Regions from separate parts of the Mus musculus genome. Here region 2 is linked to region 1. The links are chromatin contacts, found by Hi-C or POLR2A ChIA-PET in ENCODE. All regions are on one chromosome and are shown on one strand. Each heading gives the region's core, a stretch centred on a gene start or an enhancer-like site at or near the end of the contact. The rest is flanking DNA. Distances are from core to core; before and after follow the strand shown. Region 1 has its middle 25 kb from the start of 2900040C04Rik. Region 2 overlaps Gm30365 (a long non-coding RNA gene).

Region 1 (5,834 bases), core at 1,923-4,422:
AGCATTCTTTATTACTTAATTACTTATTATTTAATTACTTACTTAATTACTTTATTACTTATGCAGCGTTGGTGCTTATGATCCTTTTACAATTCCACATTAAATTATAAATTACATGCATTTATTTAGTGAGAGAGAGAGAATGTGTGTATGTGTTTGCATGCATGTGTGCGTGTGCGTGTGTGTGTGTGTGCACATGCACACTCAAGTGATGACAGAAATGTGGAGGTCATAGGACAACTTTCAAGAGTTGATTCTCTTCTTCCACCGTGTGGGAGTTGGGGCTTGAACTCAGATCATCAGCCAGGCACTTTTACCTGTCAAACTATCTCAAGCCCCCTTGCAAATCGTCCCGGGTTTGCTCCAACCAACTTGGCGTCACTGGAAAGAGACTCTGCTCGTCACCTTCTCTGTGCCAGTGGTCTCGAGGGTGCTCCTTTATAAGTGGTGTGCTTGATGGTGAGAGTCTCCAGTCTCTTCTAAGTGATCTCGGATGTATGCACAGTTGGCTGAGTCTACTCACTTTGGATTGTTTAGGAACACGTGGAAACTTCTGGATATGCAATGGGCCTTTTTGTTGTCTCAAATGTTGAAAGCACATTTGAATAAAGTTTCAGAACATGACACTGCAAATGGTTCTCTGCTCTTTTTTTTCTCTCCAATATATAGCAAGCATACATTTGTGTCTATGTGAAAACTAGACATGTGTATATGTACCAGGTAGGACAAAGTCTGTTTTAGAAAACTAACCATGTGTGTTATGATGTAGCCAGACAGAAAGTAAACTAAGTAAGAGGCCCAGGGAAGGTCCTTGATTTGGAAAATCTTAGCCTTTGCAGACCCACATCCCATGGCTTTTCCATTGGCAGAGGTTAGACTTAAGATGGCACTAGTAACAGCCTGCACAGAATAAGGTTTTGCTCCATTGACTACATTCACAACATTTATCAAAGCACAGTGTGCCTTGTCCTAGCAGAAAAGAAAGTTCAGTGCTTGCATCATGATGACCAACCACCTGGGATGACTGACATGGTCAACACTGGCCTGAAGCGCTTCACATCACTACACCAGGAGCAGCTCCTGCCTCCCAAAGCTACAGGAATGAGACACAAACCCAAATGATAAACAAGAGTTCTCAAAAATCTCTGCACAAACTCCTAAGCAAAGATGGAGTCATAGCTACTTTTGTAATCTCTGCCAATTAATATACTCCCAAACCACGAACCAGAGATTACAAAATAAGTTGGAAGCACAGCCTTGGGGACTCAGACTGGCATTCCCCATGTGGCCTCACTGGTGTGGTCTGCAGCAGTCATTGGTGTTTTCCTTTGCACTCACAGTGACATTCACCTGGGGGAGAAGGACAACTGGATGACAGAGCCTTCCCAGCAGCCCCTGTGGTCAGAGTCCCTGCCATGAGAAGTGAAGGAGGAAAGGATCGGGCGAGGTTTCCATGGTTTCGCACTTCTCCTTGTCAAATCCTCTCCCCGGCTTTCATGAGCATGGAATAGTTCTGCACTGATGTCCCTTGGAGTCCTCTGATCTGCCTGCCTGGGTCTCTTCATCCCTTAACCTCCTGTCAGATCCCTTGCCTGCCTGCCTTATCTGGCTCATGTTAGTCCATATTTAAATGGTTTTCTTCTTTTTTCCAGCTTCTCAAAGCCAGTAACTCTCTAAGAAGTATAGACTATTATCAGACATATCACCTTATTTTCCAAATCTACATGCTTTCCTTACAACACTGACTGCCCTGTTTGCATTTGGGCTTTGTTGACAGTACTGTGAGCTCCACATAGCTGTTGCCTATTTCTCTCCTCCCTCTCTCCCTCCCTTCTTCCCTCTCTCCCTTCCCTTCTTCTTCCTCCTCCTCTTCCTACCTCCCCCCTCCCCCTCCAGGATTTCTGTGTTACAAGCCCTGGCTGTCCTGGAACTAGCTCTGTAGACCAGGTTGTCCTTGAACTCCCAGAGATCTGCCTGCCTCTGCCTCCCAAGTGCTGGGATTAAAGGCTCGAGCCACCTGTACGACTGTCTGCCTGCTTATCTGTTTTTGTGTGCTGTACTCCGTTAACATGGTTTTTGACATGAGCTTCTTTGCAAGGATTCAAATCTCAGACTCAATGTGTGTTAGCTCAGCATCTGTTTCCTAACCTGGTAAGGGAAACTCTGTCTATTTCACCACCCCCCACCCCAGTCACATTTCCTTTGTCCTCAGTCCCTCTACTCCATCCAATCAATAGCCTCATCCTGTCCTCTCTGCCTTTCTAATAGCTCTTGGCTGTGGCTTCAGTTCTGAGTGTCTTAGCACCTCCTAATGATGATCAGTCTGTCTCCCTCCTCATCCTCCCCTCTGCCCCACCCAAACCCATCATCCTCACTGCAGCTGATGATGGCTCTAAGATGGAAACCTGATTATTTCGCCTTTGCTTCCACATCCCAAATTCTGGTTCAAGCTCTCTAATGTTATATGTAAAGTCCTCTCTGACCTCACATCTTCTCCTCCTCATCGACTTCGCCCTCCTTGTTGTCCTCCGTTCCAAATCCAAACTCCATCTATTTTGGGCACATGGGTTTCTACAAATATTTGATTCAAATTTATATTGTTAATGCATTTAAATCATCCAAGCAGCTGTAAGTGAAGGTATTCATGCAAACCTATAACCTATTATGCTTATATGCACGGAGGACCATCAATGCATTAATTTGTGAATTCTCTGCATGAAATCTTCATCTTTTTTTTTTTTTTTGGTGACTATTCCTGTTAATGCGCACATGCCATTGATTAGAGAAGTTAGTAGTTTCCATAAGCAATTTCTTTTTCTTTAAAGCTCAGCCATTTCTATGTTGAATCACACAATTGGGGGGAGGGGCGGTTCGAGCCTCTCAGAACCAGTATAAGCACATCACTGTGCCTTTTGCTGAGTCTTGCCTCTACAGACTTGGCAGTGAATGGCCTGGAGCTTGCTATCAGTATTTAGGTGGAGGTCAAGCTGGTCATGTGCTGCTGTGGTCTAGTTGAATCCCTAAAGACATGAATGGAGATAATGCTGATTTCACTGGGTTAAATTCCAACAAGAGGTGTTTCGGGCTGCTCACAATGGATTTGGAGGTGGGGGGAAAATGAGTTTGTCCTTGTCCCTTTTGGCCACAGTGCTGGTTGGATTCCTGAGCGTGCTAATCATTGTCCTGAGTGGCGCCGGGCTTTAACCTGGTGCTTATCAGCTCCGGAGCTGAGGAGACCCGGCTTTGTCTCTCCAAGATTAGATTGCTACAGCCTCACTGCGTAAGGCGTGTGGAAGTGGGTGGGTAAGCCCTAACTTCCTACAGCAAAGGCCACCTAACTTCCTACAGCAAAGCCCAGACCTGGATAGAACAAAGGGCCAGGACTTTCACCCAATGACTTGCCAGCACCGGACAACTAACTGGGGCCTTTCCTGTCTACACCTCTCTGGAGCCTTTTATCCAGCAGCCCTTTCGGCTAAGGAACTCTGATTTCTCTTGAGATAAGACACTTACTGCCTGACTCAGGTTTCTGCTTTTCTTCTTTTCCATCCCCGTCAGTTTTTTTGTTTTGTTTTGTTTTTGTTTTCGCTGTTTTTTGTTTTACGAGACAGGGTTTCTCTGTGTAGCCATGGCTGTCCTGGAACTCAGAGATCTTCCTGCTTCTGCCTCCTGAGTGCTGGGATTAAAGGTGTGTACCACCACGCCCGGTTCCGTCAGTCTTTTATTAACCTCATAGGCTGGTCTGCCACTATGGGATGGTCCATCTTGTTCACCATTGAGCTTTTAGAGTCTGAGCCCCGGGCCTGGCAGTCCTAACAAGCCAGTCCTGGACACTGTGCTCAAAAGACTAATTAAAAAGACAAGCAATGGTGAAAACTCACCAAAGAGAGACGAATCCAATGTGGCCACATCAGGAAGATGAGCACAGAGTCCAGTGCCCTCTCCCACCGAGTCCATCTTCAGGGTCCCAACAGGAAGATCTTTATATACAGGGTTCTTGTATTTAGGTTCAAACACAAGGCAGTAGGTATACATACCTGCGTTCTTGTATTTAGGTTTAAACAAACACAAGGCAGTAGGTATACATACCTGGGTTCTTGTATTTAGGTTTAAACAAACACAAGGCAGTAGGTATACAAACCTATGCAGCCTCAGTTTGGGGGTGGTGCTATCTGTCACCAACCCATCATCTCTTACTTCCCATCTGTCCTCCATGGTGGTCTGACAATTTGTGACACCCCACACCCCGGCAGCAGCCAAGCCTTTGGTCACCTTGTTCTCCCTTCCTGTTTCAGCCCGTGCTAAACTCTGGTCTTGCTCTCTGACCTTGGCAACAAAATAATGTTGTATTTTCCCAAACCTCTCTCCACAGTCTCCCGCCAGTCAGAAACACCAACTATCAACTGCCTGAGACACCATTAAAAGCCACATCCCGGGTTTGGGGAGATGACTCAGTTGGTGCAACCCTTGCCATGAAACCCTGCATGGGGACCTGGGCTGGTCCTCAGCAGATGAGCATCCAGGCAAAAGGCCAGCGTGCCAGTGTGGCAGCGGGCGTGCGCCTGTCATCAGAGCAGCCTGGAGAGGGAGACCTGTCGAGAGCCCCGGGGCTTGCTGCTAGGCGGGCCGGCTCAGTTGAATTGGTGAGCTCTGGTGAGAGAGCCTGTCTCAGAAAACAAAGTGGCTAGGAACGAATACCAACTCTGAACTCTGACCGCTGCACGCATGTATGCACAGGAGCACACACATGGACGTGTACAACGCACATACACCTCGAACACACACAGATGTAATAAAAAATAAATTAGGGAGATAAAATTCATCTACTCACTGCTGCTCCTTGGACTCCTATGAAATTCCCTTCCTGGGTGTATCGATCTGCAGGGTGAGCTGGCTACATCACAGGGCCTGGTAATAAACTGTTTCTCTTCTCTTTCTTCCTTTTTTTCTTTCTTCCTTCTCTCTCTCTCTCCCTCGCTCTCTCTCTCTCTCTCCATGAACCCAAGGAAGAGGTGTGAACTCCAGCTAGTAGCAAGGTGGGAGTCTTATCTGTCCACTATACACGGTGTGTATTGCCTTCTGACCTAAAAAGAGCAGTAGCCAGTGGCCAGACAAAGAAAGAAAGATGGCGGCCTTCCTGAGCCTCAAGTCAGCTTGCTCATGAGCAAATTGCTGTCTGCTGGTTCCTGACCTCCTCTGGGCATTTTACAGGCCGATGAGCTCATGCTCATAAAGAAAGAGTGCAAGCCTTTCACTGAGGTATAATTAATAATCATCTGATAAGTGGATAACAATAATAATGGTGACGTCATCCCTTCCTCCACTTCTGCTCCTGTTGTGTAATAGTAATACCACGAGCTGATGTCCTCCTAGTACACTCAATTAGATGAGCGTCCTCCAGAGCAAGCTTACTCACAGCCAAGTGCTGTCTTGCGTGCCTCATTGCCCTCTCCAGGGTAGCCTAAGGGTACTGAACAGGGAGCAGTGTTCTGTGGGTGTCGGGCTGTGGAGTAATGAGAAAGTTCAAGCTACTCATGACTCAGGCACCAGGACACCATGGCGACCTCCCAGGTGGACAGCCGAGCCTTGGTGAGGCTCATCTTGACGGATTTATCTTATCCCTCAGGCCTCTTAAGCAGGGTGATGTGTGGATGAGTCAGGCCACTTCCTCCATGACATCATCAGAGGGATATGTGCACCCTGGTCAACATGCATCTGTCTAGTTATCCCGGCAGCCAAGGAACCACGTGCAGAACTCGGTTCTAGAGACAAGAGTCGCTTTGGCTTTTTGACAAATCGTAGTTTTACACAGAATCTCCAAGGTAGACACTAAG
Region 2 (5,834 bases), core at 2,285-4,784, 550 kb after region 1:
TTATACAGTTTTGGCGTCTTTGTCTTCTGTGTGTGACTACATACATTCTGAGTGGGTGTTTTAATACAGTAATGGCTTCAATAGGGAAAGGAAGGGCTTACGAGAGAGGGGATTAGTCCACAAGTTCACATAAGACTCGTACACTCTACAGTCATGGACATGGACTAGCCCACCTGGCCATTTCCTGTTTTTCTTTCTCTTAGCCTCTAGCACCCCTTCCTTCCCCTACTACCCACGTCTCTCTAGGCTCCATAGTCTAGCCTATTGAAAATATGTTGACATGCTATGAACATATGATATGTGATGGGTCCCTTTCAGTCTACCACAGCACTCTCTGTCCATCTTTTCCTCAGACCTTATCTGTTGAAGATCCTTGGCTAACTGACCTATGGCATTCTCATGGTCTGGACCATCTTAACTGCATAGCCATGACACAATTAGGCCAGCCCATTCTTCAATGACCAGTTATCCAGAACTTGAATGATTATGTTTTCTGGAGGAATCTGAAATTAGCACGTGCTAAGTGAAACTCACCAGGAAGGTCTTCAGGCAGAAGGAAAACGATGGTGCATAAGAGTAAATATAAATGTGGACATAATGGGCTTCAAAGGAGGGGTAACTGTGTAAGTCCATTTAAATTACTATAGATGGTGAAGTTAATATGAATCTGGATTTTATAGACATAGAATTAAGATACATGATGATGGTGTGAAGTCAGAAAGAAGGTTAATAAAGTCAAGATGCTCAAGGGTCTTTTTATTATGTGAGAATTGACAAAAGTTAAAACTTATATCATACTGTAATAAGTCCAAGATGCACAGTGACTCTCTAAATCACCAAAATATTATGAAATTAACTAACATAACAGGTAAGAAAAATGCGTTAATACCACCAATTTTAGCAATTTTATTAGGTGTAAAAAACTTTTAAATTTTTTGTTGGGCTAAAGATCACAAGATACAACAATGCTACATAATGCCTGCAAAGAAAGCAATGCTCATAAGAGACATATCTTCAAAACAAGAATATAGAAAGAGTGAAAGTGAAAGATCAGATGTATACCAACTAAAGGAAAGCCACCATGCCTATACCACCATCAAAGTGCTAAAAAGTCCAAGATGACAAATTGTCTTAAGTTTTTATTGTTTGATGTTGTAAACTTACAAAAGTGTATTATATATACAATCATATGTAATATTATATAATAACTATATAATATATGATACATTATATATAATTATATGTGTTGTATATATTATGTATATAATTTATACTAATACATTTGTATATATAATATATAAAAACACAAATATGTTATTCTATATATTATGTATAATAATATAAATAAATACATTTGTACATACTATGTATACATATGTAAAATTGTAGGAGAAACAGTCAGACCTCCAAGTGGAAATATTTCTCACAGAAATAGGTAGATAGCAAACAGTATAATGGTAGCAAAGCCAATAAGTCTCTGGCTATACTAGAATTTATTAAAAGGCACAAGTACTAATTAAACACATGAAAAAATGTGACAAGTTTACTGTTTCTAAAAGAAAAGAAAACAGTTTTGTGACAATCAACATGATCTAGGCTTAGGGAGCCAGGAGAGACTTTCTTGAGAAAACGATGTGTGTTCATCTATAAAGGATGCATGACGTCACTTAGGAGAGAAGGGGATGTATGGACAAAGGACACTGGGTCACTGGGAGTCACAACACTGACACAGGTACCATGGTATGGAAGGACATATGATTGGAGAATTAGAAGGGAGCCCAAGGGACGGACATGCAGTGTTGGGAAAGTAGCCACAAAAGCTGAAGAACTGAGCATGTCTAGATTGTGTAAGCCATATTTGAGATCTTGGACTTTGTTCAGAAAGCAATGAAAAACCAGCAAAAAGTAACAAAGCAGGTTTATATTCCTGAATTTATGCTAGAGATTTTTCTCACTGTAGCATGGGGAATGTATTATAGAATGTCAGAGTCAGGCAGAGAGAAGACTAAACGACCATCAGGAGTGGATCTGAAATGCCTTCCAAAGGTCGTGCGCTGAAGACCTGTCATCCACCAGGCTGATGGGTGGTGGGACCTAGTTTGAGGCTGCTAGGTCATTGGAGTGTGCCCTTAAAGGTGACATCGGGAGGCTGTCTTCTCTTGCTTTCTGGCCACCATGTTATAAGTGCTTTCTTATGCTACATATTTTGTAAAGATCTACCGCCTTGCTACAGGCATAAAACAACCAGTCTACGAAACTGCGCGCTGACACAATGAGCCCCCAAAGAAGCCTTTCCTGCTTTCTCTGGAGTTTTATCACAGCAACAGAGAATGCATACAATAGCTGCAGTGGTTGGTCTTGATTGTCAGTTTGGTGGGATTTAGCATCACCATGGGAACAGTTGGGCATGTATCATGATTAGCCCGAGTGAGATCTGATGTTAAATGTGGAGATACTGTTTCTTGTCCTGCAGTCCCTGGTTGAAATAAAGAAGAAAGCGATCTGAGCACAGACATTCACTGCTCTTGTTTCCTGACTGTGGATACAATAGGAAGAGTCTCCCATTCCTTCTGCTGCCATGCCTCCAACAGGGTGATGGAAAAAGCACAAAATAAACCCTTCTAAAAGTTACTTTTTGTAGATACTTTGTCACAGCAGCAAGAGGAGTAACTAATACAATAGGCAGAAGTGCTTACTGGTGTTAAAGATGAAGCGCAATGTGGCAGTGTGGGACTGGATAAAGGTTACATATAAGATGTATTCAATGTATGAAGCTACACAGCAGATGTGAAATCTTTGGAACTTGGTGACGTCTACATGTGACTGAATGTAAGAGTCACCAAAGATTCCCCCCACTCCCTCCCGCACGCCCCAAGTTCCTTCTCTGTACATTGGGCTCTGAAACAGGAAACAGACCACGATTGGGAGGAAAACAAATGCTTCATTTGCAGGCACACCGAGCTACCTTGTTTTTTTTTTTTTTTTTTTTTTTTTTTTGTGAGAGATTAAATAGGACATCTTCTCTTCATAGCTTTTGGCTTGTTTCTTCTACCGCTTTTACCCTCTGCACTCTAGCATCTCAGAATTGCAACTGTCAGCACTGACTGTGGACGTTCATCATGTCATCACATCAAAATATTGATGCTTGCCTAAACCTAGTCCTCCCAGGGTGTAATACAAACAGGAGAGAAGATGGAAAAATGTGTTGACATCCCCAGGAGTGTTTGCAGGAAGCTGGACACTGATCCCAGCCAGAGTCCAAATGTGTCAGGAACTTTCCTGGCTCAGGTTTTCAGAGGCCATCTGAGGTGGCAGGATTACTTGTCTGGACCACGCTGTAAACGAATGGGCAGCCAAGTCCAGGAAAATTGCCTCCAAATGCACAGCTTATTTCAGAGACATGCTAATGAAGGAGCCTCCCTTCATTGAAAATTGAAGCTGCTAGGGATATGAATTGGGTGTCTCATGGAAAGAGAGGCCAATCCAGTCTTTAAAAGAAAACATTTCCTGTTAGGGCTTCAAGACCTGTGATGCCATCTACCTGCCCCAGGGTGGTTGGCAGGGGACTTAAAACACAGTGACAGTGACAGCCTGTGAAATGGCAATTCACACCCAGGGGGAAATAATAGTCACGGCTATTCCTCTATTTCTAGGGTTGCAGACCAATAATCTTGAGGCCTGCTATGCTTTCATAATTTAATGGAAGAAAACTGAGTTACAGGTGTTGAGGTCTGATTAGAAATTTGGCTACAGTGTAAGATTTAGATGAAGAATGTAAGGTTGTGTTAAATTCATATCCTTTGAGTTAAACCATTTTACACACTGCAACTCATGGTTACAAAAAGAGTAAACTAAGACTGTTTCTCAAATGCTTAGTGTGAGCCAGTCTCCAGATTCATCCGTTGAAGAGTGGGATAAAAGAGGAGCTGGAGTAGAATCCTGAGTGGCGTTGTTTGATCTGCTTGTTTGTTTTTAAGCGTACACTTTTACTTTGCCACAGGCATCTTCCTACATATGTGTTGTGATACTTTCTCTTTGTTCATCCCCCTTCCCCATTGCTCTCCCCTCCCCCATTTCTCTCCCTCATCACCCTCCCCATCATCCTCTCCACTGTGCTCTCAGTCCTCCCTGCCACTCGTGCTGGTCCTCTGTCCCTTCAAGTAGACCCCATTGTGCTTTTGTCTCACATATTCTCTCTCACCCTCTCTTCCCCCTCCCACCACTTTCTTAATTGCTCTTCCCTCTCTTTTATGGTCTGTAATGCTTGCATGCAGCCTTTGTCTGAGTATGGCTTATTTCACTTAATGCGGTGATCACCAGGCCCATCCATTTCCCTGCAAATGTCATGATTTCATTTTTCTTTCTGGCTGGGTACAATTCCACTGACTATGCACACCATGTTTTCTTTGACCATTCATTTGTTTATGACACAGTTAATATTAGTTCAGTTTTCTTGTCATGGGTCCGTTCAAGTTACTAGTGTATTTTCTTGGCTTAGTTTTGGTAGGTGGATGTGTCTAGGAATCTAGGATCCTTTAATGTTTTTAAAACATTCCTTAAAGATGCTCCAAATGTCATTAGAATCTGTTGCAACATTCCCTTTTCATCTCCCATTTTATGAAATTGGCTACAGGTTTTCCAGTCTTGTTGATTTCTTCTAAAGAAAAAAAAAAACCCTTTTGTTTGGCTGATGCTATACATTGCCTGTTTAGTTTCTATTTCAGTCATTTCTGCCCTTATCTTTTAAGATTAGCTTTATATCCATAGGTGTTTTACTTGCAACTCTGTTTATATACTACATGTGTGTCTGGTGACCATGGAGGCCACAAAAGGATGTTGGATCTCCTATAACTAGAGTTACAGTTGCTTGTGAGCTGTCATGGATGCTAAGAACTGAACCTGGGTTGTCTGGAAGAGAAACCAGGGCTCTTAACTCCTGAGCCATCTGTCTGTTCCTTCCATCTGTCTGTTCCTTCCATCTGTCTGTTCCTTCTTTCCATTAGCTGCTTTGGATTTGGCTCCTCTTTGTTTTTCTAATTTTCTAACAATCTCTCTCTCTCTCTCTCTCTCTCTCTCTCTCTCTCTCTCTTTCCTGTGTGTGTGTGTGTCCACTCAGGACTGTAAATTTCTCTCTTAGCAATCAATACCGTAGCATTATCCCAAGGGCTCTTGTAAATTGTGCTTCTATTTTCATTTGGTTCTAGGGACTTTTGAGTTTCCTCCATGATTTTGCCAATGGCCCCCTTGTTATTCTTATTGGGCTGCCTTCAAGTCTTTGTCGAGTTTCTGTCACCTGTCTTGTTGATTTTGAGTTTCAATATGATCTTGTAAGATATAGTAAATTATTTTACTTCTTTTGTGAAGACTTGCTTTTTGGCCTGGAATGTGGTCTACTTTAAAGGTTCCGTGGGTTTGTCCCTCTTCCTGAAAGGTGCACAGTATTTATTAGGTGCCTTCTGAAGCGCTGGGATTGATGGTCCTGGAATGCTGTGGTTTGTGATGATCTCGACATGTTCTTATTTCTCCATCAATTTTACAAGCTCGCTTTACTGCACATCGCAGCTTTGGTGGGCAGTTCCTCACTCTCAGGGATGTGTTCATGCTTCCCTGAGTTTCTAGGGTGCGGAAGAGGCCTGATTCATGCTGAGATGTTGCCTTTTTCAGTTGAGTTGGTGTCCTTCCCTGACAGCTTTATGCTTTTCACATCCTGACTAATATATCGCGGAGAGGTTCTTCTCTAGTTGCCCCTGTCCTGGATCCTAAATGCCTCTTGTGACTGGATATCTATTTCTTTCTCTAGATTGGAAATTTTCTTCTATCGTGTCTTAAGCCTA

What was found. Hi-C counts contacts between places; a loop is a spot of excess contacts on that map. ChIA-PET counts read pairs that join two places held with the same protein, here RNA polymerase II (POLR2A).
Region 2: a map of T-helper 17 cell shows a loop between it and region 1 (2.4-fold over the local background). The contact joins two enhancer-like sites. A Hi-C loop is called at or near these places in 1 of 37 maps with a recorded cell type or tissue (T-helper 17 cell). POLR2A ChIA-PET finds 5 or more read pairs at or near these places in 1 of 5 experiments (embryonic stem cell).

What each region holds. Positions count from the first base shown.
Region 1 is chr14:76,273,584-76,279,417 of GRCm38, forward strand. No RefSeq gene overlaps it. Among named protein-coding and RNA genes, the nearest start is that of 2900040C04Rik, 25 kb to the left of the region's middle. Within about 2 kb of position 3,173, at least 1 of the 3 ENCODE cell types and tissues checked has a DNase peak (open chromatin) inside an H3K27ac peak, as active enhancers do.
Region 2 is chr14:76,825,792-76,831,625 of GRCm38, forward strand. Gm30365 (a long non-coding RNA gene) reads right to left here. Exons shown (of 3, transcript XR_383623.4): 3 at 887-5,834. Among named protein-coding and RNA genes, the nearest start is that of Gm30365, 9.0 kb to the right of the region's middle. Within about 2 kb of position 3,535, at least 1 of the 3 ENCODE cell types and tissues checked has a DNase peak (open chromatin) inside an H3K27ac peak, as active enhancers do.